Linked DNA regions of Homo sapiens: region 1 is linked to region 2. A link is a contact called in ENCODE Hi-C or POLR2A ChIA-PET data. All regions are on one chromosome and are shown on one strand. The core of a region is the stretch at or near the end of the contact, and the rest is flanking DNA. Distances in the headings are between cores, read along the strand shown.

The links. Hi-C counts contacts between places; a loop is a spot of excess contacts on that map. ChIA-PET counts read pairs that join two places held with the same protein, here RNA polymerase II (POLR2A). Pooled maps may share reads with other maps.
Region 1: a map with no recorded cell type shows a loop between it and region 2 (1.9-fold over the local background). The contact joins two enhancer-like sites. A Hi-C loop is called at or near these places in 1 of 168 maps with a recorded cell type or tissue (gastrocnemius medialis), 1 of 37 single-sample maps with no recorded cell type and 1 of 50 pooled maps. POLR2A ChIA-PET finds 5 or more read pairs at or near these places in 3 of 52 experiments (MCF 10A, activated T-cell and activated naive CD4-positive, alpha-beta T cell).

The regions. Positions count from the first base shown.
Region 1 is chr4:123,747,991-123,751,820 of GRCh38, reverse strand. The region is part of intron 3 of LINC01091 (long intergenic non-protein coding RNA 1091); the gene reads right to left. Among named protein-coding and RNA genes, the nearest start is that of LINC01091, 100 kb to the right of the region's middle. RefSeq lists enhancers at 1,038-1,621, 1,622-2,205, 2,206-2,791. Within about 2 kb of position 2,245, at least 6 of the 41 ENCODE cell types and tissues checked have a DNase peak (open chromatin) inside an H3K27ac peak, as active enhancers do.
Region 2 is chr4:123,698,296-123,701,986 of GRCh38, reverse strand. All of the region lies in intron 3 of LINC01091 (long intergenic non-protein coding RNA 1091), which reads right to left. Among named protein-coding and RNA genes, the nearest start is that of LINC01091, 50 kb to the right of the region's middle. Within about 2 kb of position 2,011, at least 5 of the 41 ENCODE cell types and tissues checked have a DNase peak (open chromatin) inside an H3K27ac peak, as active enhancers do.

The DNA.
Region 1 (3,830 bases), core at 996-3,495, 50 kb before region 2:
TATCACTAAAAATCTGACCTCAAAAAACTGTTGAGCTCTAGTATTTTAGAGCATCAGACATTATAAGGATACTCATTTCCTTGGTCTCCCAAATCAGAAAAGATTACAAACAGTATATACCATGTCTAACGGAGTTTATCCTTTGATAGGTAGCTATAATGATGATGATGATGGTGATGACGATGATGATGACAGTGGTTAGATTGGAAACTTGCAGCTTTATGTAATAATTTACAAATCCCAAGGGCCAAATTTAATTGCCGGCACTCTGATCACAAGTACCAGAACCAGGTCCCATCTCCTCACTACTCTAAGCACTGATGGGAGAAGACGGTCCTTTACATGATCAGACTGGACCCCACTGGTTTAAGAACCAAGCATGGCCAATCCTAGATGTGATAGACATCAGGATCCACACCTTGCTGGGCATGGACAAAGACCAAAAAACTTCCTTGCAGTTCTGTCTCAGCAGAACCTTCACTGTCTAACCTTTTTCTGACGTCTAGTCATTGCCATTTCCTAGCCTACATCTGTTGATTTCGTTAGTGATGCTATAAGAGGACCTTTCTATGATTTTTCCTACTTCAGCTAAGCCCACTTCAGGAGCCCACAGACATAGGAGCCACACTGAGAAACCTATTCTCTTTTTACATACTTTGTGGTAGTCATCAGCAGATTACTTTTTCTCCCAAGTCCTCCCATTTCTGATATTAAATTTCTGAGGCCTGTACCCTTTCTCCAGTTACTTTTTTTTTTTTTTTTTTTTTTTTTTTGAGGCAGAGTCTCACTCTGTCGCCAGGCTGGAGTCTAGTGGCAGAATCTCAGCTCACTGCAACCTCCACCTCTCAGGTTGAAGCGATTCTCCTGCCTCAGCTTCCCAAATACTTGGGACTACAGGCATGCACCACCACACCCAGCTAATTTTTGTATTTTTAGTAGAGACGGGGTTTCACCATGTTGGCCAGCATGGTCTCGATCTCTTGACCTCGTGATCCGCCCACCTCAGCCTCCCAAAGTGCTGGGATTACTGGTGTGAGCCATCATGCCCGGCCTCAAATTACCTAAGTCTCAAGCCTGCAGCCATCTATCCACGTCTGCTGGACTACAGGCTGCTGCCTACATAAGGCCAACCCAGTCTCTACAGTGCTTTTTACAATAACCCACCATGAATTGCAGATGGAGCCCCAGCTCCTTCCATTGAGAGCAATGAGATGAGGAGAGGAAGAGGGCAATCTCTCAACAAGTCAAACATTACAGAGCTTTGAGAACGTTAAGAAGTCCAGCCTGCACTAGCACATTGTAATTTATTTTTTGCCTCATTCTGCCTACCTCAGACCTTCAACTCCTCACTTTTCACATATCTGGAGGCTAATCCCATGTGAGAAACACTTAGGAAAACAAGTGTGACAACTCTGCCTGAGTCCCAGAAAGAAAGCTCTCTCTGAAGGGGCCCTTCGGTTGTTTTCCCAGGTGACATGTTTAAGACTTGATCCCTGTTGTCTGAATTCCTTTCTCACCACACCCAAGGTCATTTTAATGAAAATTCCAAAGTCCAAGCCAAGAGGATAGAGTTGCTCTTAATCCTTCAGCAGTGCCGTCATTTGATCCCTAGACCCGCTGGGGTGATTATTGTGTGTCTGCAGAGCAGGGCTAAGCAGGCAGGAGGAGGAAGTGGCTGCCCCTGCAGGAGGCCTGTTTCTGGCCCTTGTTTCTGTGCTGGTGCTGCTGCTACCTCCCAATCCCTCCCACCACCCTTTCTCCCTAACATCTCAAGATAATGCTGATGCTCATGGCTGTTCTTCACCTTTTGCGGAAGTTCACTAATTCATTAACATTTTGTTAATATGATTCATTGTATTGACAAAGTTGAATCAGCAAGTTATTTAATTCCTGGTTTTTTTGCATGCTCAGAGGAGCTAAGGTTGTGTGTGGAACGTGCAATTATAATTCTTGACACCTTTACATCTGTGACTTAGCATTTCATCACAAGGTTTAAAACTTGTGTTGTAAAAGGAAATGGAAAATGTTAAGAAAAACTTGAGTGCTTTAAAAAAAATTCTTTAATTTGTTTTTATCTTCTCTCTAACTTCCTGAGTGATGAGAGAATGAAAGCGCTGACGACCAAATGTCTGGGATGTTTTGGGACCTCTCTGTCCCCTGGGCCAGATATGGGAACATTCTCCAGTGCTGCAAGGACTAATCATCAGGCTCTCTTGCTCCTCACTAATGACCAGGCAGAGCAGCAGCCCCTGCTTCCTGTCACGCTGAACTCTGGAGGCCACTGATTGCGGCCCGGCCAACCTGCCGCCAGCCTTCAGCAAACCTGCCAAAGTCATCTGTTTCGATATTTTCTTGCCTCTTGAGATTAAAGGGGTACATCCTTCCCCACACTGTCTGAAGAGAACAGAGGGGTACACTCTGCTTCAGGGTGTAAAATGGACTCCTTTCTTTTCAGACCCTGGAGGCAAACATGTCTAGGGAATAGCACTCTGACAGGAGAGACTTTACTTCTATTAAAATACTCAGGCTTAAAAAGACTAGAAGCTTTAAGAGAGTTTTGGAAATGGAAACTGTAAGTAAAGACAAGATTTGAGGCATGACCATCATAAATAATGTCTCTAACATGCTCTTTTTTTTTCACCAAATATAAGCGTGCTTAGGAAATATAAAAATGAATCTGATTATTTTTTTCATAGGAATGATACCACATCAACTTTTAGTCCCTACACCTATACCTCTTTCTCCTTCCCTTAACATCCGGAATTTTCTCTCACAGGCTCTGTTCAGCTCTACCGGGGAGACAGGAAGAGATTAGGTAATGATCTGCTGCTGAAACAGCTCCCATAGCCTGGTGGCATGTAGTTCCCCTTCTGTTCTTCAAGACTGGCTGTAGGGAGCATCCCTGGATTTTGACTCTCAAAAGGCATGGTTAAACAGAATAGGAGTCTACTTCAAGTTGCTATGGATGATGTGTTTGAACTTCTTGATTTATTAAGATGTATTCCTAACTTCCTTAAGAAACAAGTGAGAAATTTTAGCTATTATTCTAATTCCTGTGAAAAGAAAAGAAAGAAGAAAAACAATGTATTATTTAGAAGGCCTACCAAGAGCCCAAAAGCTCGTTATCCCAAAAGACAATCTATAAACTTCACTGCCTAGCCCTGGCCTGGATCTGCACATGTGCACACACAGACATGCAGAACAGTGAAGTCACTTCAACTATAGCACTGCTGCTATTTCAGGAAAGCCAAAATAATCCTCTTCGTATAATTGTTGGCACCCAAATAACCTCATAAATAATAACAATAAAATGTTTTAACATTCCTACAGTTTTCAAATCCCACATTAACTCATAGGGTCCTCCAAAAACCCTGTGAGATGTGATTTTACTTACCTCTTTTTACAGAGAGGGACCTGAGGTTCAAGAAGGTACAGAAAATAAGAAAATGCAGCAGGGAGCAGAACCCAGGGCTTCTGACTCTGAATCCACAGTCAGATTCTAGTCTTGCATCTGTGATTACTCAACGGCCTGGTATACATTGGATATTGAATCTAAGTCTTTGATTCCTTTATTGCAAAAAGGATGAGAAGGAGAAGGAAGTAGACAAAGGTTGGACCAGTTGATATTTAAAGACTGTTAGTTTCCACAGTTCCATAAATCCAAAAGCCTTTTTAGGATATTTGAGTGGCCATGGCCTCTTCTCTGATTTCTTGAGAGCAATCAATAACGGCTTTTAGCCTCTTCTTTGTGTAAGGGAGAAGTCAACTGAAGTTACAGTGACCTTGAGATTTCCATCAAATCAGCAAATGCACATCTAATAAGAAGGCTG
Region 2 (3,691 bases), core at 762-3,261:
TATCCAAACCCCTAGACTCTGGCATTCCAGAGAGAGAGCCTTGATTGGACCTTTCAGGATTGACTCCCAAACTGTGAAGCACCATACTTATTGCAGAGATCATGGATGTATGTGCCAGTACACTAAGCCTTTTCTGAGTTTGGTCTTAATTTCATAGTTTTGAGCACCTATACTTTGTTGTTATGGTTTGTATGTGTAATTATTGCCCAGTATTATTGCAGATGGCCTTTGTTATCTGTTTTTCATCATTGTTATTGTTGTTTATTAGTTCAGGAAATAAACTAGGATATAAACACAATTCTTCTGCCATCTCTAGTCAAAAATCTGCATTTGGTCCTAAATTTAAACATTTTTCATTTGAAAGCCAAGTTCCTCATTACATATAATGCCCTTGAGAAATGCAATTTAAAAGAGGTGCAATGAGAAAATAAAGTATGGCAGTACCAAAATAAATGTTCTTCACAAACAAAAGTGCTGAGTATATAGGAAATTATTACAACAGTGAAAAAGTCTGTATGTCAGTACATGTGCTAATCTTATACAAATGTTTAGAGGACCAGATCTTTTTAATCTTCAGCTGAAATGTATTACAAATCTTGTTTAAAGATAAGAAAAGAGGAAATATCTACATGTGTTTCCCATATAAATGGAAGATATAATTTTTAAGGAGGGGAAACAAGGACAATTGACTCACAAACAAGTCATTCCAAAATGGTGGATTCTGTGGTATTTATCTTCTGTTTGTGGAACATTTACAATACAAAAAAAAAAAAAAAAAAAACCCATGTTCTACATCATTCCCACAAAGTCTTCTATTTGCCGAAAGAAAATATATCATTGTGTAGAAGAAAACTAGAGGAAAAACAGAGGTATGTGATTAACATGCTCGATTTTTTTTTATATACACAGATTTATTTCAGAACACTTTGAGACATATCCTAATATTTAACATTGAAAAACCTGAACAAATACCCATTTTAGCATATATTTCTTCTTCAAAATTTACTTCCGTATGAGAGGGGGGATAAAAGACAATACAACCGAAAGCAAGACACTAAGAAAGAAAATTGCATATCTGGGAAGGATGAAAAAGAATGCATGAGATGGCAACAACCCATCCAATGTGAAACTATTTATCAGGCCAAAAGTCAGCTATCTTCCCATAGGAAGTTGTAGGGGGGAAGCATTGGCAAATCTTATCTTCCGAGGGAGATAGACGGTCCCTAGAGTAACAACAACTCCATCAAGTTTTCACTGAACAGTTTCCAGATAAATAATGTCTTTCCACAAATAATCTGCTCTCGAAAGGCAGCCCCCAGACATGAGAAGCAGGAGGAATGGCTAAGGGCTGTGGAATTTTCTGAACATGAACAGTGAAGAATGTAAGTCTTTGTAACTGAGGAATGAGATCATTTTGAAAAATAAATGTCTAGAACCAGGGCTATTGCACAAGTAGGCACGTTTTCAGGGCCTCAGAAAAATGCATTCTCAAGATTAATCTTTACATCTGTTTCCAGAGTCCTCATTCAAAAGTTGACACTTTTGTACAAAGAACACCCTAGTGCTGACTGTGACAAGCAGGCAGCATTGCCAGCGATTTACCAGCAACTCATAAATCTGTGGGAAATACTCCACATATAGTCCTGCCACCCTCACTAAACCCTTGCAACCTCTCCTTGCCCCTGAAATTTGGAGGCTTAGAGCACAGAGAGAAAATAAAAGCAATATAAAGTGTGAGAAGAAAGTAGCCTAATATATAAAATAAAAGACAAAAGCAGACTGGATTATGCCAGCAAGCCATCTGCACAGCTGAAGGCTTCTTCAGGCAAAAAAAGGCTCCACTGTTCCTGAATCAATTGCTTCCTATTCACAGGCTCACTGTATAGGGCTAAATTCAAAATGGCTCTCGGGAAATTCTTGCCAATCCTGTGGTCTGATTTTAGGCTCTATTTTTCCCTTTCTTTTAAAGACCCGAGGATGTAAGTATGTATTAGTGCTGTAAACTTGCCAGCATTCACTGGAATGAGTCAAAGGACCTGGCATTAAATCACAGGGATTTGAGTTGCTAATAAATACAGCAGGCCCCATCCATTGTTGATTAATTCTGACTGAAACCTAAACACCAAACAACAAACACTCTTCTGAACTGCTCTGGTACCCATTAGTTTGATGTGTTTATTAGACAGGGCTGTGTTCTTTCAAGTTTATTAACAACAGATTAAAAAACTGCAAACAAATCTAGGTTTCTTTTTATGATTTAAAAGTGTGGGTACCATTTACTAATGTTTTTAGGGTTAACTGTAAATCCAAACAAGGCTGAAAAAATTATGTCAAACTAAGATCTTGGTACAAAGTATGAATAGTTACTGTCAATGTGCACCTTCCATTATTCAAACAGTTAAAATTTCTATTTTATTTTTTAGAATTGTCATGTTTTTTAAATGCATCCTTGAACAGAGCCTTAAGCAGTATCATAGGTTGAAAAATAAAGTTTTTTCAAGTAATATGATTGATTGCGTACTTTTAAAGATTACAGAAGTTAATAAGACATTTTCATGGTATTTAATTATATTTACCATGTAGCAGAGTTCCTGTACATTTATTCTGATTGGGTCAACTAGCACATATCCATAGAATGTGTGGTATATTATCTATTAGCAGTGCATCAAAGTAAAAAAAATTACAAGCAAATGCACACTGTGCAAAGATAATCAAAAGTGCCCCAGTATCAAGAATTCAAATCATCATATTACAAGCACAAATTTTCAAACCATTTGAATATATTAACCGTGACTATTAAAGTCTGGGTGAATCCTTAAAAATTTCCAAGGTGCATACTATTAACAAATTGGTAGAAGTCCTGAAAAGGCCCAAGAAGTCCTCAAAAAGGCCCAATTATTGCTATTTCAAAGTCTTCAGTGGAAACAAAGATACGGAGACACATAAGTCATATTTACAGTTCCAGGAAAATTACCATAAAAGATATTTACCTTAATCTAAGCTACCTAAGCCTGCAAATCAATTGTACTGATTTAAAAACCATATATTTATATTCTATTAATAGGTTTTACAACTAAGTAAATTTTAAATACCATGTAATTTTAAGCACTTTTCTTTAAATAACGTGTGAAGAAGAAGAATTTTCATGTTTTGGCTAAACAGAAAACTTATTGTCAAATCTGGAGCCTTGGGAAATCCATCATGTCCCAAGGTCATATGAAGCAACATTTGGATTTGTAAAGCCTTCTATAAGTGCATCTGCTATTGCAGTCACAAAATATTCCAACCCAAATCTGTTACTGCAATATCTAAATTTTCCCCCGAGCTTCCCAGACCACCAGAGCTCAACTCAGCAACTCCAAAATTAAATCATTACCTCTTTTAATACTAAATCGTGTTTTCTTAATTTTAACAGCGTGTAAACTACCAAGCTTTTATTCCCTGTTTTTTCCATGAGCACACAAAAGCCACGCTAGTGAAGATCAGAAGACAAGTATAGCAGATTATAAATTTGATTGGCCCATTCAACCCAAAGATTACTACTATTACGGTGGTATTGGTGGTGATTACTATCATGAGACACGAGTAGTGTTTGACTTTATGACATCCACAAACAAATCCTCTTCACCAAAAGAGAGCATTATAAGCATTTCAAAAAACATATGGTACGAAAAATATAGCATTGTGTCGA